Regions from separate parts of the Homo sapiens genome. Here region 1 is linked to region 2. Evidence: chromatin loops called from intact Hi-C (ENCODE). Cell type or tissue: PC-3. All regions are shown on one strand. Each heading gives the region's core, and the rest is flanking DNA. Links, peaks and the distances in the headings are about the cores only.

Region 1 (11,443 bases), core at 1,278-9,277, 390 kb before region 2:
TTTATATTTATAGTCTAAATATCCAATGCAATTTAGTGTTGTCAACTTGCTTTTTCTTTAACTGGTGTAATTTTGAAATTATTTTTTCACAAAGGTATAGATACCATTTCAGGGAGGTTTTATGAAAGGGACTAACTCATGGTACCTATCCTTTCAGTCCCTGTGGCTTCTCCCTAATTCTTCCCTATAGTAATATTGATGTAATGTCTGGAGTTGCAGCAACCATTTTGTGACTAAGACTCTGAAAGTCCCATGTAAAAGTTTGCAGAGCAGTCAGAAAGAAGGAACCTTGGTCCTGATGACATCCATGAGCAAATGCACCAGCACTGGGCCACTAACCTTTGAACTTCTTGTTATATGAGAAAAAATAATTTAAAGAACTGTCTGCCAGGTGTTTTGTTGCAGCTTAAGCCTTTCTGATATAGACTGTTTCCCACCTTGGTTCAAATACCTACCATGGGACCAACCAATAAAAAATAGCCATGAGTGAAAAAATGGGATCATGTAAGAACATGGACTCTCCCGTTAGTGTTTTGGGGTAGGGAAGTTGGAGATATCATGTGGGGTATCATTTCTAGACAAAGGGAAATGTGATGAGCAGAAAGTACCATAAATGCCCACCAGAGGGAGAAATTTTTGAATATGATTCTAGGGTTTTGAGCCTACATATCTAAGATTAACAAAAATAGGGAACTTAGAAAGAAGAACTAGCAGGTACAGAGCAGGAGTTTATAGGGAGGACAGGAGATAATCAGTTTGATAGAGACAATTCTTAATAGAAGTATTCCCACCAGTTTAGCTAAAGCTCTCTGGCTGTTCCATTTGCCCAGATACAGGAGCTTCCTGGCCACTCCATCCCTTCAGTATAAAATGCTCTTACCATCCATTCTCAGAGTCTTAAAAATGTTATGGGCCAACCAAAAAGGTGGGTCATTTGAGAAGATGCTGATGACAAAGTGTTGGGATATATATAGGTGTTCCTCCTGTGAGGCAATCAAAGAACAATGGGTATTGGGTACATGTTTAATGGTCCTCATCAGGCAGCAATAAGAAAGATATTTAATATTGTTCCTGTACCTGCCTCCATGATGCTTTCAGGGCACTTGCAACCAGTAGTACTTGCTCAAGAAACATAAAGCTACTTCCATTCATGTCATTGAGAGTTCATCTCCTCTGGTGGACTGGAATACTCTCTTGAAAAATACACATTTAAGACCTTTTACTTTAGACCCATATCAATATCCATGTAAACTTAGGAGTCAAAAATCAATTCCCTTTGTTCTCTGCATCTATCTAGAGTGATCTTTTCCCCCATGTCTAACTCTTTAGCCTGGGCCAGGACCTATTTCTAGAATTAATGAGGTTGAATGAATGCAGGAGGAGGGAAAAGCACATTTGAAATATTCTCTTACTGCAGACTTACTGCAGACATGTTGAACTTGAGACATTAGTAGCTATATAAATGGAAACATGAGGCCAGAAAGGGATGAGGGCTGGAGAGAGAGATTTTTGAGATACCCATAGTGCTGGGATGATGAGCTCATTCAGAAGAACTCTTACAACTAAAAGATAAAGGGCTTGATGTCAGAACATGGGACAACAGTCACATTAGGGACAAAAAGCAAGAAGTCTTGGGGCCTTGAGTGTGATGTCACAGAAACATGGAGGGAGACAGCACCAAAGAGGAGAGTGGGGTCAGCAGGCAGAAAGCTTTACTCTCTGATCATCCAGAGAACAGAAGTACCGAGTAGAGGCTATGGGAAATAATGAAGTCATTGGCTGCCTTTGAAACAAGAGTTTCGGAAAACCTGTTGGGGTGGCAGCTGAAATGAAAGAACATATAGAACAACAGTAGCTCAGGGTGGGAAGTTGTGATGTTGATCTTTTATTTGGAGTGGAAGACTAGAGCATGGTTCTGTTTGTTTTTGCTTAAGGAAGTGAGGCAGCAGAGAGAACTAAAAATACAAGAATATGTGCCACTCAGAGACCTCATGGTCAGGCTCAAGGTTTGTTTTACTTTCTTCTCTTCCCAAATTGCACCATTCAGGCTGCATTCAAGGAGTATAAAGGTCAAGGGGAATGAGAAAGAGGATTGAGCAAAGGAATAGCCATTTGGGGTTCTAATATATGTACCTTCAACGGATCTGGCTTGCTTTCTCCAAATATTTGTCCTCACCTTCATTCTAACCAGCACTCAGGCAGCCTTCCTGTGTAAAACAGGAACTCAACTATAACTGAAGGGTTATGAGAACTTTGTAGGGTAACTGACCAACTTTGTTGGTCAAACTGAGTCCTGAATCGTTTATTCTTTCTATAGACATTTACTTAGCACCTTCTATGTGTTAGGTTCCAATCAACCCCATAAGGTAGACAGGACCACTATTGTCACTACTCACATGATAGATTAGAAAACTGAGGCTTAGATGGGTTTAGTGATAGACCAAGTCTAGACCTTGTCTCTAAGGCTCTATTAATGTTACAACATTGCTCTTCATCTGACCCAGAGTCATTGTGTGCTAATACAATGTCAATAACATTTACTAAACACCTGCACCTTACTAGGAACTTCAGGACACACAGAGGAGCTGCCAGCCTTTCCCATCCTCCTAGGAAAAAAGGATTCCATTTGAGCCACCAAATAATCTCTTCAAATGAACTATTACATAGGCATTTGTAATAGTTGTGGGACCATGACAGTGACCTTGCAAGCAGAAGCCAGACATATCATTCTTAATAATCAATAGGAAGAAATTAGGATTGTTATGTGATCTTTAATATATACATACTTTTTGAGACGGAGTCTCGCTCTGTTGCCCAGGATGGAGTGCAGTGGCACGATCTCAGCTCACTGCAACTTCTGCTCCCAGGTTCAAGCAATTCTCCTGTCTCAGCTTCCCAAGTAGCTGGGATTACAGGCACACGCTGTCAAGCCTGGCTAATTTTTGTATTTTAGTAGAGACGGGGTTTCACCGTGTTGCCCAGGCTGGTCTCGAACTCCTGAATTCAGGCAATCCACCTGCCTCAGCCTCCCAAAGTGCTAGGATTACAGGCATAAGCCACCACACCCAGCCGTGATCTTTAATTTAATTTTTAATAGAAACATTAAAAACTCAGTTACTGTAGGTTGTAGATGAAAAACAGTAAAACTACTTTTGTTGGTGCATTGTAATTTAAAACATTAGAAACATTGAGAATTAATGTGTTTTATTTTTTCACACTTCTATAAAGTAGTTTGAACAGTGCCTCCCTTCTTTTTCTTATTGTATAACTGAAGATATGAAACAAGTATCTTTTCTATGCCTCAGTGAACTGTCAGACTTTCTAAGTCTGGATCAGCTTTCAACATTTGATCCTTTGTGCCTTCAGTGTTGCGAAATATTCTAATAGTTTCTTTAACGTGAAATGGGTTTTTTCTTTTTTTTTTTTTTCCAGCATCACTTCCTCTGAAATATCTTCATCCAACACAAACACTTTCTTCACATATGTCAGTAAGTTTGCCTTCACTAAGTTCCTGTGATGGTTAATTTTATGGGTCAAATGTACTGGGCTATAGTGCCCAGATATTTGGTCAAACACTATTCCAGATGTTTTTGTGAGGAAATTAACATTTAGGTTAGTAGACTTGAAGTGAAGCAGATTGTCCTCCAAAATGTAAGTGGGCCTCATCCAATCAGTTGAAGGTCTGAATACAACAATAGACTGACTTCCCCTGAGCAAGAAGGAATTTTGCAAATTCTGTCGCCAGTTGGCCTTCGGACCTGAACTGCTACATCAGTTACTCCCTGGATTTATTCTGGCCCACCCTGCAGATTTTGGACTTTCCAGCCTCCATAATCCTTAAAATCAATCAACTAATTCCTCTCTGTCTCCATATATGTAAACACATATACATTCTGTTGGTTCTGTTTCTCTGGAGAACCTTGACTAATCCCGTTCTTCTGGGTGCATATCTAAGTGCCTCAAAAGGCAACAATGTTAACATTGCCCTGGTTAGCTATTTATTCAGTAATTCCATTTAGGTTCAACTAGAATTTCACTTCCAGTTTTGTTGCTTTCTGTTTCTTTGCTGCACTTTCATCTTTGTTGACCAATTCCTTCTTTCAATGATCCATTTTTGTAAAATGTCACATGCGTTTATCATGGGGCAACAAAGAAACAACATAGCTACACACTTTGCATAAATTGTGCATAAACTGAATAACAGATGGGCACTGACCAATCACCAACAGACTTTGAAAAAAAGTAGCATGATTGGTCGTGAACATGATGCATTTATGTTATTTATGTAGTGATTTGTGGACTGAAGAGCTAGCACCAGATTTGTACTTTACACAACTTTACACAATTACCCACAGTTATCTAATGTGGTAACTGAAATTTGAACTCCATTGGGGAGCTGGTGATATTTAACCAAATCATGATAACGAAATGTAATTTGTGCCTCTTGGAATCATGCAATGCCATGACTGCCTATATTTACTTTTGAACTGATGGCCTAGGTTCATAATAAAGAAGTCTCTACCTACCATGAAGGACCATGTACCAAAGAAAACAAGGTTCTCAACAGAATCAGCAGCGTCTCCATAAAAATTCTAGTATTTTCTTAACTTGAATTCTTAAAATAATGGAGACTTATTTTTCTGCCTATTTTCAGTGAATAATTGACACTTGTAGAATCACATAAAAATATACAAACAGAAGAAATGGTTTGTGGCAGAGACAACTAGTTGTCCAACAAAAATCCATTTTTCTCTTCTTACTTTAATAATCATTCTCCAGGTTTCGTGGAGCATATAGCAGCTTCAGCTAGCAGCTATAGTAGAGCAGAATGCTTCCACTACACTCATATCCCCTCTTGAAGCTTATGATCAAATCCTGGCCAGTAGGATGTGAATAAAACTATTGTGTGTCACTTCTGAGTTTATTCTTAAAAGGAATAAATGTGCTTCCTCTGGCCTTTTCGCTACTGGCTAGGATACAGCTGTGAAGGCATGAAGTGGAACAGCCACTTTGAACCCAGAAATAAAATCTGTGTGTTGAGTGAGGATGACAGAGCAACACTATGCATTTTGGACTATGACTCTGGAAAGTTCAATCAGACAGAATGAACTTCACTTTTGTTTTAGCCACTGAATTTTGGGGTCTTTTGTTATAAACACTAAATTATAACCTAATAAATACGTGAATGGAATCCTTTCTGAGAATAACCAGTAGCCTAACGTAGTAACATAGGGAGTTTATGCACATCACACTAAATAGTGGATGGATTATCTCTATTCTAACTTTCACTTAAAGATGACAGGAAGAAAGACTGAGGGCCTCAAATGTAATGGCATCCCCTTATGAGGGAATAAGCTGAGCGCGGCCTACTGAAGACAATTAATGGTCTAGTGCAACCAACATAGAGAGGATGGATAAAACCTGACTCTTGCAGAGTGGATGTGATGTTTTCCACTTAGCATTTGTTGTGCACTAAGGCTATGAACCTCCATTCTTAACAACAAGCTGTATTGGGAAGGGGGGCCTCCAATATTTAAATTGAATTTCTAGGAGCTGCTGGGGTCTAACCAGAGAGACAGCGTTTATGGCAATACTGTGTTTATAGAATTTGTGTCAAAAATAAATTTAAGGTGGTACAAACCAGTTTAGTCATCGACATGAATATAATTTATCCAACTACAACCACTGAAATACGTGCATAATGAAATTTGGCTCTTTTTTACAGAGCACATTAGAAAACATGATACATCAACAAATGTGTGACACTCGTGTGTACACTAGAGGGCACTCACCTACTAATTTGCAAACCAGCATCTAGAGCTTGGGATCTTGTTAAAAGTGTATGTTTCGAGGCTGTAGAGGAGCCTGTGAACCTGCTTTTTAATGGGATACTCTCTAAGAGCATAGTTAAGGGAATGGCTCATGGAGTCTGATGGCCAGGGTTTGAAAACTGGCTTTGCCATTTGTGAACTTAGGCAATTAGGTAACCTCCCTGTGCCTGGATTTCCTCATCCACTGGATGAAGTTAGAAATAACATTTCCCTCTTAGGGTAGTTGTGATGATTAGATAAGTTAACTTAGAACACAACCTAGTGCCTAGCAATATATATTAGCTCTATTATTATAAGTATTATTTTTAATAATCATATTTATTGATTGTATAGCAGGGGACCTTAGAGTCACTCTTGAGAAATACAGAACTATTTTAAAAATTTAAAAAGGGGCCAGGCACAGTGGCTCACCCTGTATTCCTAGCACTTTGGGAGGCCAAGGTAGGAGTTTTGCTTGAGGCCTAGAGTTCGAGAACCCTGTGAGCAACGTAGAAAGACCTCAACTCTACTAAAAATTAAATAAATAAAGTAGTCAGATGTGGTGGTGTACGCCTGTAGTCCCAGCTTCAGGAGGCTGAAGCAGGAGGATCGCTCGTGTCCAGGAGTTCAAGGCTGCATTGAGCTATGATTGCTCCACTGCACTCCAGCCTGAGTGACAGAGACTCTGACTCAATCAATCAATCAATCAATAAAGAAGGATCCTCTTAATAGTGAGTACCCAGTCAGGCAAAGACCTCATGTTCCGACTCTTAGCTACAGTGATAATGGAATGGCAGCAACAAAAATTGCAGAATAGAAAATGGAGCGAAATGAGGCTGGTCTTTTTATGCTCTGTTAAAGAACTTGTACATTATTCATAAGTCCATAGAAATCCATCAAAAGGCATTAAAGCAGAAGATGGCTTAATGAGGTTTATATCTGAGATAGATTATTCTGGAAGTGAAATGGGGGGGTGGGAGGCAAGGGAAGAGAGTGGAGGCAGTATATCGGGGAGGTCAGGTAGATGTAATGCTGCTCCTTTTCCAACCAAGAAAGGGTTTCCAGAAAACTTTAGGATTATCCACAACAGTGACTCACAATAATTTGAACATTATAAATCCTTCCTTCTTTGGAGTTCAAACCAGAGCTCAAGCTTGTAATAAAGTACTCTGCCTCAACCACACCCCGCTGTTTTATACAAACATATAGGATAGAGTACCTGGCAGGCATCCTCCCTAGGTTTTGAGCAGCAGATCCTGCAAGGAGAACTCCTGTGAACTATGCAGTCACCAGAGAAAAACTGGACTGTTCTCTGTAGCACCAGAAGCTGAGAAGGGGGTACATCCAGCATCTCACCTGGTGATCCTGTAGATGTTGGGGTAGATTTTCAGGAACTGTGGCAGCTTTGAAGTGTTTGACCTAAGAAATACTGAAATAAACTTCAGTTCTGCTTATCATGCCAGTGGCTAGAATGGGAGGAGCTGCCACAGGGGTGGGAGAGGCCAGAGGAGGAGAGGTGATCTAGGGTTCTTATCTAGGGTTCTGCTCTCCTTGACTCTGCCTAGAATTCTGATGCCATTCTGATACCATTAAATTATCAGCACCAGGGAAAATAACAATATGAGTATTTTCTCTAGTACCTGAGGAGTGAGTATGAATGATTGCATAAGAAAGGAATTCATTCCTGGGGGTCCCTCTGCCAGGAGCAGTTCCTACTTATGTACTCAGCCAAGTTTTATGTATCACCCGCATTTCTTTTTTTTTTTTTTTATACTTTAAGTTTTAGGGTACATGTGCACAACGTGCAGGTTAATTACATATGTATACATGTGACATGCTGGTGCGCTGCACCCACTAACTCGTCATCTAGCATTAGGTATATCTCCCAATGCTATCCCTCCCCCCTCCCCCCACCCCACAACAGTCCCCAGAGTGTGATGTTCCCCCTCCTGTGTCCATGTGTTCCCATTGTTCAATTCCCACCTATGAGTGAGAATATGCGGTGTTTGGTTTTTTGTTCTTGTGATAGTTTGCTGAGAATGATGATTTCCAATTTCATCCATGTCCCTACAAAGGACATGAACTCATCATTTTTTATGGCTGCATAGTATTCCACGGGTATCACCCACATTTCTAATCTTTCAGCTGAAAACATACAAAATGTAAACAGTGAAACAGCTCTTCCTTCTGTTAGAGTTTTTGAGATTGCAGAATCATGGGATATTGTCTTAGACTGTTTAGAGCTAAAAGGAACCTACTCCAGTGGTTCTCAGACTTGATTTAGTATGAGATCTCTTTAAATAAAATCTTATGAAGAAGTCCAATTCCTATGTGAACAGAAAGCAGAGCTGCTTTTGTTGCAGGAGTGTTCTGGCTGGGCAATGACTCTCCTGTTTGTCAGCCTCTAACACAGGATTATCTGAATCACTTCTTTGAACCTCTAGGACCAAGAAGAGCTAAGTCTGAAAGTCATGATTAAATGAATTCCTCCATTTTACAAAGGACAAAAATGAGTCCCAGAGGGTTAACAATTAATTTAGTAGAGTGAAGTAGAGTGAGAGACCCTTAGGGAGGGTGCATAGAAATAAGCTGAAGGTCACTGGTTCAAATTAATGGTAGAGAATAGAGATTAGAGATATTTAGGATCTAGGCTCACCGTATCCTCCACCTCCCAGGTTCAAGCGATTCTCCTGCCACAGCCTCCTGAGTAGCTGGGATTATAGGCATGCACCACCAAGCACGGCTAATTTTGTATTTTTAGTAGAGATGGGTTTTCTCCATGTTGGTTAGGCTGGTCTCAAACCCCTGACCCCAGGTGATCCACCCACCTCGGCCTCCCACAGTGCTGGGATTACAGGCATGAGCCACCACGCCTGGCCAAGAAGAAGGTTTAATTTAGATCTAGAGAAGGATTTCCAATAGAAATGGATACAAAACTTTGCAACTTGGAAATCACTGACCTGGAATCTGTTCAATGTAGCAAAGCTGCATATCTGTCTAGAGAGAATGAAAACTAGTTTTAATTACAGCCTTATATTCAGGTGGAGACTATCAAACAGCTGTTAGTCACCATCATCTTTGGCATTATCAAACATCCATTAAAGGTCTTTACAAGTTAGACACAAAGGCGCTTTTCTTTCTGGACACAGTTTTTGCAGATCCATAGTTTAGACAGACAACAACATGGTGATTTTCTGATGACTTATGGGAGGAATATTACCCAGTTCCAAACTTTTTCTCTTTCCACTCTGTGTTGAAAATTAAACTCAAAACTCACTTGGTTCAGGAAATGTCTACCCACGTGACTCTGCTTGCCATTGTAGCAACTTTTATTCTTAATTTACTTTGTTGAACCTCTGTTCCTCACCCATAAGATAGCAATAAGAAAATTTCTCACTGTTTTTGTATGAAAAAAACGAAACAACCTATCTTAGCTGTTTAGCACAGTGCCTGACACTTAGCAATTATCTAAAAACTTTTAGTTTCTCCTCTGATGTGAATCACTGATGACTTATTAATTTGACTCAGTCAATTTTTTTTTTTTTTTGACAGCGTCTCGCTCTGTCGCCCAGGCTGGAGTGCAGTGGCGCAATCTTGGCTCACTGCAACCTCTGCCTCCCAGGTTCAAGAGATTCTCCTGCCTCAGCCTCCCGAGTAGCTGGGACTACAGGCATGTGCCACCACACCCAGCTAATTTTTGTATTTTTAGTAGATACGGAGTTTCACCATGTTGGCCAGGATGGTCTTGATTTCTTGACCTTGTGATACGCCTGCCTCGGCCTCTCACAGTGCTGGAATTACAGGCGTAAGCCACCGCGCCTGGCTGACTCAGTCAAATATTCTATCAAAATAATAAATTTTCTTATTATTCCTATCTTACCGGTGCATAACAGAGGTTCAGCAAAGTAAATTAAGAATAAAAGTTGCTACAGCAGCAAGTGGAATCAGGTGGGTAGACATTTCCTGACCTGTTAAGTTTTGAGTTTAATTTTCAACACAGAGGGGAAACAGAAAAAGTCTGGAACTGGCTAATGTTCCTCCCATGAGTCGTCAGAAAATCGCCATGTTGCTGTCTGTCTAAACTATGGATCTGCAAAGAATTACAAAAAGATCAAATTTCTCTTTATCTTCCCATCTTTTCTTTTAGAATCCACTCTAATTTCTAGGCCCTGTTACTTTTTGTTTCATCCATTCCTCCCTTTTTTCTTTTATTCTGGAATAATAACAACAATGTTAACTGATGATATAAAGAAAGTGGAGACTAAAGTTGATACCCATATTCAACACTGTAGTTTATCTTTAGTTACAAAGCTTTTAGAATTTCTTTTCCTAAAACATTCACATTTCTTTTTCTTTTTCTTTTCTTTTCTTTTTTTTTTTTTTGGGGGGGGGGGACAGGGTGTTACTCTGTTGCACAGGCTGGAGTGCAGTGGTGCAATCTTGGCTTACTGCAACCTCCGCCTCCCAGGTTCAATTGATTCTTCTGCCTCAGCCTCCTGAGTAAGTGGCATTATAGGTGCCCACCACCACACCCAGCTAATTTTGTAGTTTTAGTAGAGATGGTGTTTCTCCATGTTGACCAGGGTGGTCTTGAACTCCTAACCTTAGGAGTTTGCCAGGCTCGGCCTCCCAAAGTGCTGGGATTACAGGTGTGAGCATCGTGCCCAGCCAACATTCACATTTCTAATGCTTCTTTCATCTTTAGGTGGTTAGAAAACATCTTTTATCTTTAGTTAATAAATTCTATAGCTTTGACCAAGGGTAAGTATCTCTGAAGATAAACTTATGGTCAATTCAGATGAGCAAAACTTTACCCATGTTATTCAAGTGGAAATTCTAGAACTGAAAAATTCAATATCTGAAATGAAAAGTTTGAAGACGCACTTAACAACAGATTCAAGATTTCAGAAGTCTGGAGATTGAGGTTCTTGAGATTGAGGACAAATCAATAGAAATTATCTAATCAATATAATAGAGAAGAAAAAAAGATTGAGATAAGAATGGACAGAGCCTCAATGACGTGTGGGACAATATCAAGAGATCTATATATCCTTGTAGTCACAGAGAGAGAGACAGAAATGGGGAAATGGGGCAGAGAAAATATTTGAAGACATGATGGCTCTAATCCCTCCAAATTTGGTGGAAAACATCAGTTTACAAATATAAGAAGCTCAACAAACACCAAGAAGTATAAATACAAAGAAAATCACACTTTGGAATATTATAGTCAACCTCATGACCACCAAAGATAAAGAGAAAAGCTTGGAAGCAACCAAACATGAAGGACACATTCATACAAAAAGAAAAATAAGATGAACAATGGTTGACTTCTGATGGAGGCCAGAAGACAATGGAATGACACACCCAGAGTCCTAAGAGAAAAACAAATCAATCAACCCAGAATTCTATATCCAGTGAAAATATTCCTCAAAAATTAGGGTAAAATGAAGACTTTTTTTCAGATTTAAAAAAGTGGAAGGAATTAGTCACTTTCAGACTATAAAAAATGACTTTTTTTCATAATATTTTTGAAAAAACAACCAAATGATTAAAGCTAAAACAACAAAAATGTGTGACTGATTTCATAACATATGTGTGTATGTATATATATATATACATATATATAATGACAA
Region 2 (11,443 bases), core at 1,663-9,662:
TCTGGGGACTGTTGTGGGGTGGGGGGAGGGGGGAGGGATAGCATTAGGAGATATACCTAATGCTAAATGACGAGTTAATGGGTGCAGCACACCAGCATGGCACATGTATACATATGTAACTAACCTGCACATTGTGCACATGTACCCTAAAACTTAAAGTATAATAATAAAATAAAAAAAAAACAATTAAAAAAAAAGACTGTAAATATCTTTCTGTCAGTTCAGGTCAGATTTACCACCAAATGCATTTACCACAAACTTAGGAAAACCTTGCAGTTTTCAGAACATTTTGGATCTGGAATTTCAGATAAGGGACTGTAGTGGGGTTTACATTGTGTTTTCCAGGCTAGCCACACATTGGGGGTTTATGTAACAGACCTGAAGGTCAATCTGAGAATATTGAAGCCAAGGGCAATTGGGTTCGAATCCTGTTTTGACACATAGTAGTTGTGAGACTTTAGGCAAGACACTTTGGAGGCAGGGTTATAATGTGGTTCCCTAGGAGCCTTGGCTGAAGGGATGGGAGGGAAATCACAGCCTTCATTTACTGGTGGATGGATGGGCAGCAAGCTTCTAATGACAACAATAAACATAACCAAACAATGCCCACCACCCCAAAAATGCAAACCCAACAATTTGACTTCGTCTTCTACTTTATTTAGAGTTCTGCCTTCACTTACTGTCTTCTGATGCCTCTCATCATGGTGTTAACTGTCATGCTAACATATTTTCTTTACAAATGCGCTCTTAATACAGAATGTGACCAGGGAGTGAAGCTGTGTGATATGGTTTGAATCTATGTCCCTGCCCAAATCTCATGTCGAAATGTAATCCTCAACATTAGAGGTGGGGCCTGGTGGGAGGTGATTGAATCATGGGGGCAGACCCTTCATAAATGGTTTAGCACCATCTCCTTGGTGTTGTTCTTGTGATAGAGTTCTCAGAGAGCTGGTTGTTTAAAAGTGTGTTGCTCCTCCCTCCTGACCCTGCCACTGTTCCCCCCTTGCTAGACACCTTGCTGTCCTTTTGCCTTCTGCTGTGATTGGAAGCTTCCTGAGGCTTCGCCAGAAGCAGAAGCCACTATGCTTCGTGTATTGCCTGCAGACCCATGAGCCAATTAAACCTCTTTTCGTAATAAATTACTCAGTCTCAGGTATTTCTTTATAGCAGTGTGAGAATGAACTAATACACTGTGCCTCCTGTCTAAGCATCCATCCCAGCTCTGTCTTTGGCCAAAATTTGAGTCTGTGGAATAATAATGGGTGCCATTTATTGCAACTTACCATTTTGGTGAACAAAGGGCAGTTCCATCCATGTATAGTAGGGGCTTGGAATCAGGTTTCTTATTGGAATCTATGATGTATTTATCAGAAGCTATATATACTTGTATTATCCTACAATGACTCAATGGAATGATTCCTGAGGCAAGCAGTCTTAATGAAACCAAGTTGATTTTTCTCACAATGCAGAAAGAAATCAGATTAATTTAACCTGTATAATATTTATTATTTTATTAATTATGTAATCTTCTTAGGATATAAAATAAGTGGACAGAATTTTTAAAAGTTTAAGAGGATGGGATTTTAATGGAAAACCGCAAAACACTTGAACAGAAAGAGATGCACAGACATACACTAGAAAAAAATACTATACCTTAATATCCTTACAGATTAAGAAATAAAATAGTTGATAGAATTGTCCTAGTGGAGCATGAGACAATGAAATCATTTCAAGCATGCTGGAGTGAGAAAATTAAGGTCAGAACCTGTATTTCATCCATTTGCATCCTAGAAAATGAGGCTGCCTAAGAAAGCAAGCATGACCAACTCCAATTATTTTTTGCAAGCGGCATGTGCAATTGTGCTATCATTCAATAGAAGTTCAAAGTAGGAAAGTATCTTATTATGGTTGAGAATACACCAAGAAATTTCCAGTGGAAACAACTGGATTGTTAAACTGAATGAAAATATTCAGAAATGAGTGTGTTTACCATAAAGTATCTAAATTCTAGATGCAAAACATCTGAATGTAAGTTATCCATGTAATAAGCAGAAGTGAGTATAAATAATACAATCATTGAGACCGAGAAAGAGGTGGGTTATTTGATAAGAACTGCAGATGACTACTTTCCCCAGGAAAGGTATGCCCTTCAGTAACCACCTACTACCATGTCTACCCTTACTTTTCGGAGGGAATAGCAGACTCTTCATAACTACTAGAGCCCTTTCTTATTTTGTGGGAGGTATGGGATGCCATGACTCCCTTGAAAAATCTGCACTTACCTTTTATGGGAGAAGTCTCATGCTTCACAATGTCTAGAGATTTGGAATTTCTAATTTTTTTTTCATGTTTCACAGTCTTCTTTCCAATCTCTTAATATGGTATTCATTTTACTCTTTAAAATTCCTCCCTTGATTTTACCTGCTATTTGTACAGTACATGTACAAGTTTAAAAATAAGAATAGCCATGCTTATATCGCATGGACTCTGTGCTAGGCACTGTTCTGAATGCTTCACATGTATCTATTCATCTAACCTCACAATGTCTCTAAGAGCCACCTTAATGATTACCATTTCCATCTTAAAAATGAGGAAACTGACTTACAGAGAGGTTAAGCACCTTGCATCACTAATAAGTGGCAGAGCCCTGATTTCGATCCAAGGAGTCTGGTTCCAAAATCTTGCTTAACCACTCATGCTACTGTTCTACCTTAGCAGACTTTCCCTTAGTAGGTTATTTTATTGGTGCCTTTAGTCCTGAATCATTTTATCCCTTCATGTTTGGAAAGTATTCAATTCTTATAACAAACCAGAAATAAATGCCAAAAGCATCTTTGAAATCTTTTGAACTTCTCCTATTTGAGACATTTTTTAGACCTATCATCATGGACTTCACTTTCCCAACAGACTTGGATTTTAACAACTTCAGCACAGTGTTGCTATAACATCAGATACTGGGAAGGCACAATGGGACTCACCCACTTAGATTTCTGTGATGGGGCTTACTTCACACTCTAGACTCCAGAATCTTAAATCTTTTTTTTTGAGGTGGAATTTCGCTCTTCTTGCCCAGGCTAGAGTGCAACGGCACGATCTCCAGAATCTTAATTTTAATGGGCAGTGAGGGTCAATCCAGTCAAATAATTTATTTAACAAATACCTGGAAGGGTTCTTAATCTTAGAACTTTAGGAATACAAAAATTTTTTTTGAGAATCATTGCACTCACATTCTGTATTTAATTACATACAGTTTATTCATATATGACAGTTATCAATTTATTGCCCCTTAGCTCCAAATTTACTCTCCAATATTTGTTCTGTGATAAAGGAAGGAATTATTGTAAGCATCTCCTTTACAGTGAGGATGATGTTCAACATCCTCAGTAGAGGGCACTAGAAGGACATAGGAGGCAAAAGGGGATCTTCTGCTGCTTCCAGTGATTGTAGGGTCAGTTAGTGGTGTGATGATGAAGACAGGGTTGTGCTGTGTCCCAGCCAAAAGCCCAGAATATTTGGCCCCTACACAACCTTGAAGCTCCTGCCTGACCTGGTGATCAATTTCCTGGTCCTTATTGACAGAGACACTAGGAAACACTGCACTCTAGGCCTCTTCTCCTCAGGGTATTTGTTCTTCTTATTACTCCTATGTCTCTAACCACTTTCTGAAGCTCACTTATACTCTCACCATGCCTGGAAGGTTGACTCTGCTTGCCAGCGTGCTGGCCACTGGCTGTATAAAGCGTGAGCCCCAGAGGGTTGTTTCCTGCTTGCTCAGTGACTGCAGAAGATCTGGTCCAGGCAAAGAGGAAACCTCTCTGCTGTCCACTGGGCTGCAATCTTACTTTTTCCAACCCAGACTTGGGGAGAAGTCACACGTTCCAAATTTGGCCTTTCTTTAGTGCTCTCCTCATCCTACGGTAGCATATTTAGCCTTAAAAATATTTTATAGTTACACTTTGACCATAGTTTAATAACTTTGTATATTAAACTTCCCCTGTTTAAATCACTATATGATTTCTGACTCCTGATTGGACCTGAACATCTATATGATAAATATATACAATAAAACAGAGAAGATATTCAATAGATTCTGGTGTCAGACCATTTCCTTTTTACTAGGAGTTTCCAACCCCATAGCTCTTTCTTGATATTCTTCATTTGTTTGTTTCATTCATAGTAGACTTAATTTTTTTGTAGTTAGGTTTACAGAAAAATGAACAGAAAAATGAGCAGAAAATACAGATAATTTCAATAGGACCCTTGCCCTCTCCCTTCAGTTTCCTCTGTTATTAACATCTTTCATTAGTGTGACATATCTGTTAGAATTGATAAGCCAATATTAATGCATTACTGTGAAATAAAGTCTATAGTTTACACCCAGTTGTACATTCTGTGTTTTTTCAAATGTATCTGTCACTGCTGTATCCTACAGAATAGTTTCACTGCCCTAAAAATTTTGTCCCTCCTTCTGACCTCCTGAACCCCTGACAACCACTGATCTTTGTACTATCTTCAGTTTTGCCTTTCCCAGAATGTCATATGGTTATATTGATACGGAATATAGCCTTTTCAGATTGACATCTTTTACTTAGCAATATATGTTTAAGGTTCTTCCATGCATTTTCATGTCTTCACACCTCATTTCTTTTTATTGCTAAATAATTCATCATATCTGGATGTACCACAGTTTATTTTTTTTACTTCCAACTTTTATTTTAGGTTCAGGGGTACATGTGCATGTTTGTTATATAGGTAAATTGCATGTTGTGGGGGTTTGGTATACAGATTATTTCATCACCCATGTAATGAACATAGTACCTGAGTAGTTTTTTGATCCTCTCCCTCCTCCTACCCTCCATCCTCAAGTAGAACCTAGTATCTATTTTTCCCTTCTTTGTGTCCATCTGTGCTCAATGTTTAGCTCCGACTTATAAGACAGAACATGTGATATTTGGTTTTCTGTTCCTGCATTAATTTGCTTAGGATAATGGCTTCCACCTCCATCCATGCTTCCACAAAGGACATGATTTCATTCTTTTTTATGGCTGCATAGTATTCCATGTGCACCGCGGTTTCTTTATCCATTCACCTATTGAAGGACAGCTTGGTTGTTTCCAAGTTTGGGAAATTATGAATAAAACTGCTATAAATATTTATGTGCTTTTTTTGCATAGACAAAAATTTTAAACTTCTTTTGGATAAATACCAAGGAGCATTATTACTGGATCTTGTGGTAAGAATGTTTAGGTTTTAAAGAAATTGCCAAAGTGTCTTACACAGTGACCTGTACCATTTTGCCTGCCTGCCTGCCTTCCTTGCTCCAATTTTCTTTCTTTCTTCTCTGAAGACAACTGTATAATGTGGCACTGCACAATCTCTCTCTAACCAAAGGGTGCAACCCCAGTGTTCTGCTGAAGATGCTCTACCTTCTTTTCTTGTGACATATAGTGACCTCTGCTTGCTGTGACCCTAGAAGGGGCTTTAAAGTTGGTTTGGAAGGAGGATGCTTAGGCCTGCTGTATCACAGGAACATAGATTCTCCTTTTCATTCAGGATTGTGACACTTGCTGTGTAATTCAACTGCAGGATATAGCTTCCCTTCATGAAATCAGCTTCTTAATTGTTGGCAGAATTGGGAACCTTGGAAAATAAAGCCAAAAGGTTATGGAGATATTAAGTGGAAAACAGCTAGACATTTAAAAATATATAGTTCCTGAAGGACACTCCCTGAATGCCTATACATTAGAAGTTCCTGTTGGTTGAGGATGGCTAATAGTCTCCCATAGAAAAGAGCCAATGAGGACTCATCAATATTCCAGAATAAGCTTTGGATTTGGAGGTTTGAGAGAGGAGTGAGTTATGAATATGTAAGGAAAGCTCTTTGCACATGGAACTATTTTATAATTCAGCCTCATGTGTCTCCTAAAGCCTGACAGCTCTCAGTTGACTCTTCTCTGATCTCACAGCTTCCTGCATTCTCCTTCATCCTTCCTCAAAACAATTATGCTCTAGGCATTGAATAGAAAATTCTCTGCTGTTCAACATGCCATAAAATGAGAAGAACTAGGGAGAAGCATTCATTTCTTGCTTATACCACAGAAGAATTAAGATGGAAAAAATGGGCATGAGATTCCATGTTTTTCCTTAGGACAGTATTTCCCTCTGCTGGTGAAAGCCTGTAACTTTTTTATCACCAGTTAATGTAGCTTGAAAAGAAGTAATCAACCAGGATTGTCATTTGAGTCTGTGTTCTGGGGAATCATTTGGTGTTCTCTTGCACATAATGTGTAGTTTTTAGAATCTAACAAAACTGCAGTGGAAATGATGTGTTACCTCTTCTTATTTTTTCACATATTCAATTCTAAAATATCCTTTCCCAAACAATGCTCTGGTGTCTGGGAGAAACTGCATTTATTTCACCAAATGAGCATCTCTCTCTCAGCTTGTGGTTTACTTTCCTCAGAGCCCAATTAATTATAATTTAGAAGGGAACCTCTTTTAATGCTTATCCCTGAAAACTCTCCTCTTTCTCTCCAGAGAATTAATGGTGTAATTGTATTCCATAGAGTTTGGAAATAATAGGTGTCTCACATCAAATTCAGTTGGCATAATAAGATCCTTGTGATTTTTGTAACCTGAAGCTATTCCACAAATTTCTCTCTTCTGAGGAAGGTTAACTCAGACAGTCCTAGAGGAATTGGGCTGTTATAGTGCCTTACCTGGAAGTAGACCACAGGAGATTTCTTAATAGACTCAAAAGAGGATAACTGAGCCCTATAACATGTACACATTTTAACACTAGTGTGATTTTTGCATGGATATTTAGCAAAAAGAAAGAAACAAATGTAAATACAGGGAGAAAAAGGAAATTGGCTTTGGGATTTGACTCACCTCTACATTTTGATGAAGGCAATGGGGTAAATAATTAAAACAATGTATTTATAGATGGCTTTTAGAGTATTACCTGAATGCTGTTGCTACTGCAATGGGCTTAGGTGATGTATTATGAGCATAAATATTTACCTGTATCCTTAACACACTAATAATTATTCCAAGCTTACCTCCTAATTTATTTTGACAGCTTGAATGTCCTCTTTTTGATTCTGTTTTTAACTATGTGTGTTTTTTGAATTGAATATTTACTTTCTCCTAAAACTAATATTATTTTGGGAAGTCTTAAAAACTAATTTTCAAAAAAGGTGAAACTCATGACTGTCAAAGAAATAAAAATGAACAGACGGTAAATATTTTATTCTACTCATTTACCAATGAGGGAACCAGGGAGATGTTACAGCTGGCTCAGAAGAGAATCTGAAGACCAGACACATTTATAAATCAGAAATATTAAAATGAACTTGCAGGTGGGGGCAAAATTGGTTTTTCCACAGGAGGGGAAGGGAAATCAATTGGACTTTTATTGAACAGGATGGAATTTGCATGTCAATAGGCAAGAATTATTTTTGTGTTGTTACCATTTATTTTCAATTTACAGAGTTGCAAACTAGCTTAAAGACAATAAAACAGTTGAATCAGATAATCCTTAAGGTGTCCTTTAAAGTGTAAACTTCCAGTATATTTTTTCTCCTGCAGGAGAAAATAATTTTCTATTTGATCCTCTTTCCTCAATCAGTTTCCTTAGAAAACAGGCAGATGTAAGGCTCTCTCTGCAACTCCTAAGTTTCTAGATTAGATTCTTCTTGTTATTTCTCTCATACATGACACAGTGAAGTTAGATAAGAATTTGGATAGTGCACATGTGAGATGATCCATCGTTAGAAGTCTTCCCCCCGATGAAGTTTTATTTAACTATGTAAAATATCCAATTTTCTTTGTTTCTTAGTTTATATTTATTTTGTTCATTGACTTTTTCTTTCAATTCCATTTAGCAAATATTTTTGAATCACTTATCCAGCGTCAGCTTTAAGAAAATAGAAGTAAGACAAAGCCTCTGTCCTCAAGAAACTTGAATACAACAGATATGAACTTTACTTCATATACTCAGAGATACAAAACATATCAACATGCTTTAGTTTCTTTAAATCAAATATATTCTGAATCTGAGACCCAGCCACCTGTTTAGCAGAAAATTTAATCTCATTCATTACCTGTCTTCCTTGGAATCATATGTAAGTCCCAAGAGTTTTATTGAAAAGCTGATGGGTTTATGAAACTATTAACTCAAGGCTGAGTAGAATAAGAATTAATAACATGGGACTGAATGAACTGGTGAGAGAAGATAATGGTTTTTCTTTGGAATATTGTTAGTTCTTTAATGCTCCATTTTTTGGATATAAGAAACCCCTTTCTTTTTTCTCTTAAACTATCCATAAATTACAATGATTTAGTATATTATACTTTTGTAAACAGAAATGAAACATTTATCTTTTCCCTTTCCTGATCCCTTCAGAATTCCAAAGCTCTTTTTGAATATTCTTATTTTCATGGTAATATAATTATTTACATAAGTTCAATAAGAATCTACCTTTTTTATTTTACCAGGACATAATTGGAAACATTGGTTGTATTAACCAAGGCTTTGACTGGAATGTTATATTTAAGAATAATAGGCATAGAATCAGATATGACCAGACAGATTTAAGGAGTTAAGGTTGACTTTACGGAACCAATGCTTAAAAAGCCCTTCTAGAAAAAATAGCCTGGGAACTAACTTATAGTGTTTGCAGCATTCCATGTGAGTAATGTAGTTTTTATTCAGGCAGGCCTAGGAAACTTAGAGTATTTTGGGGACTTCAAGGAGAGAGGGATTCACCCAAATTGGTAGGTATTGAAGGTAAAATCTGGTGGCAAAGTCTTGGCTTGGTTTCCTAGTCTTGAGAGGATTTTAGAAGTCTAATCTGAGATTCCTTATGAAAAGTTTCAGCAAAGCAAACTTAAAAAGGTCTTTGTGGTCAATTATAGTCTTGCTGCACCTAGGTAAACAATCATGCCAGATCTAATGAGACCAGACTTATTCTGAAGACAAGAATAACCTTACTTTAGTTATCTTTAATCAAAATGAGGGTGATTGTAGTGAGAAATTTTGTATTTTCATGGAAAGCTATAGCATACTTTTCTGAGTGTTCATTGTTTTAGAGCTATTTTTCGCCTCCTGGTAACTCCATTTTACTTTCTACTTTATTATCTATCTGTAAACTAGACTGGAACCTCCTCAACTTTTCTAGTTTCCTCTGAAATCTGGCTACATATCTCCAAATGAACATTTCCAATTTTTCTCCCACACTCCTGACTTTGCATTACTGAGAACTAAAACCTGATTGCCCATGTTCTTCTTGGGACTATCTAAAGAAGCCCTGTATTTGAAGCTAGATGTTTCCATGCTCTGTTCTGAGAAATAACCAAAACTGCAGCACTAATGCATGTATCATCACCAAAGACATTCAAACTGCAAGCCAGGAAATCTGTCAGCTCTCCACTGCCATCCTCACTCCACCATCTAAAAATGCTTTTAACCCAACATAAACTCTTGTCAGCTGGTTATACTCTGGACTCAGAAACTGGGTTTTCAGCTTGCTTCAACCATTAATTTTTGTCTTACTTTGTTTTCCTAGAAACTCTCCTCCTTCAATACCTGACTACTTGCACCATCCAGCAGATATCCTCTACTACCAAGTCTCAACAGATGGTTCAGCTGGTCTTTAATGAACAAAAGGCATTTGTGTAATGGACTCTTATTGCTCAAGAAGAATTTCTTCCTTCCTGAAACATGAGGAGAAACTGACAAAAACTGTCTCCTTGACCAAACCCTAGTCAGTTGCCTATAAGCCCTGTAGGCTGTGACCTTAGTGTCTATCCTTATCAGACACGCATTACACAACCATAGCAACAGTCTTGCTAAGTTGGTTTAACCAGAACCCCTACCCTTGATATCTGATTTAATTTATAATTCCCCTGAGTCCCCGAGGTGACATCCATTCATCCTGGCCAGCTTTCAATAAGAATCCTATTGGATTATTTAGCTAGAAATCACCCCTTACACTTAATGCTTCCTTTTAGTAATTTTGCATCCACTAACCCCGACCTTGCTCGTTGGCTATAAATCCACAAGTTGTCCGTGTTGTGTTTGGAATTGATTACAATTCTATATTGAGGTCTCTTTTCCCATATTGCAATAGTTCCTGATTAAAATCTGCTTTTGCCCATTGATATGGTTTGGTTGTGTACCCACTCAAATCTCATCTTGAATTGTAGCTCCCATGATTCCCATAATTGAATCATGGCAGCAGTTTACCCCATACTGTTCTTGTGGTAGTGAATAAGTCTCATGAGATCTGATGGTTTTATAAGGGGTTTCCACTTTCACTTGATTCTGACTCTCTTTTGTTTGCCGCTATGTAAGACATGCCTTTCACCTTCTGCCATAATTGTGAAGCCTCCCCAGCCACATGGAACTGTGAGTCCGTTAAACCTCATTTTCTTTATATATAAATTACCCAGTCTCAGGTATGTCTTTATCAGCAGCATGAAAATGGACTAATACACTCCTTTAACTGTGTAGCTCTGGTGTTCTTTGATGAGCTAGAAACTGTAAATCTCTGGAAGTCAAATCTTCATTTGAACTGGTTGTTATATATTATTGATTCTCTCAATTATTTAGTTAAATAAAAGTCTTGACATGTTAAATTTGTATTTGCAGTTGTGATTTTTATCCTCTTCTAAAATGTATCCTGTTACAGTCCCACTAATATAGCCCCCATTGAACCTCACATGTTATTTGAAGTCACTTTCCTGACACAGTAGGGATGATGATTTTTGCCAGGGATCTGTAGTTTTTGGGATGCTGCATGATTGTGCAAGTTTTGTAGTACTCAGCTCTAGATGGTGCCATTCACATAGAGCATGGGTAAAACTTTGTAGATAGTAAATACGCCACAACTAGTAAACTCTACTACTGTAGCTCAAAAGCAGCCATACACAATATCTTAACGAATAGGATTGACTGTGTTGCAAAAATATTTTTTTAAATTTTTTATTTGGTTTTGGTTTATAATTTTAAAAATAATTTCAAGTTTTATTTTAGATTCAGAAAGTACATGTACACGTTTGTTACATGGCTATACTGCATGATGCTTAGGTTTGGGGTATGATTGATTCTGTCACCCAGGTAGTGAGCATGGTATGAAATGGTTAGTTTTTCAAACCTTGCCCCCTTTCTCCCACCTCTATTAGTCCCCAGTGTTTATTGTTGCCATCTTTATGTCCATGAGTACCCAATGTTTAGCTCCCACTTATAAGTGAAAACAGGTAGTATTTGGTTTTCTGCTTCTGCATTAATTTACTTAGGATAATGGCCCCCAGCTACATCAATGTTGCTGCAAAGAACACATGTTCATTCCTTTATATGACTGCGTAGCATTCCATGTTGATTCCATATCTTTACTATTGTGAGTAGGGCTGTCATAAACATATGGGTGCACATGTCTTT

Evidence for each region. Hi-C counts contacts between places; a loop is a spot of excess contacts. Peaks named below come from ENCODE experiments on the same cell type or tissue, not always from the same donor. Only the 100,000 strongest peaks of a DNase experiment are listed, where the experiment ranks them.
Region 1: it touches region 2 in a loop (10-fold over the local background); 71 of 110 quality-filtered maps call a loop at or near these places.

Annotation. Positions count from the first base shown.
Region 1 is chr3:98,596,479-98,607,921 of GRCh38, forward strand. No RefSeq gene overlaps it. Among named protein-coding and RNA genes, the nearest start is that of CPOX, 8.6 kb to the left of the region's middle. In PC-3, for the core only: a CTCF peak has its summit at 5,781 (motif pointing right); a DNase peak (open chromatin) is centred at 5,803.
Region 2 is chr3:98,988,201-98,999,643 of GRCh38, forward strand. LINC00973 (long intergenic non-protein coding RNA 973) reads left to right here. Exons shown (of 3, transcript NR_186665.1): 3 at 9,570-10,641. Among named protein-coding and RNA genes, the nearest start is that of LINC00973, 79 kb to the left of the region's middle. In PC-3, for the core only: CTCF peaks have their summits at 3,388 (motif pointing right) and 6,161 (motif pointing left); a DNase peak (open chromatin) is centred at 6,151; H3K27ac peaks cover 836 bases.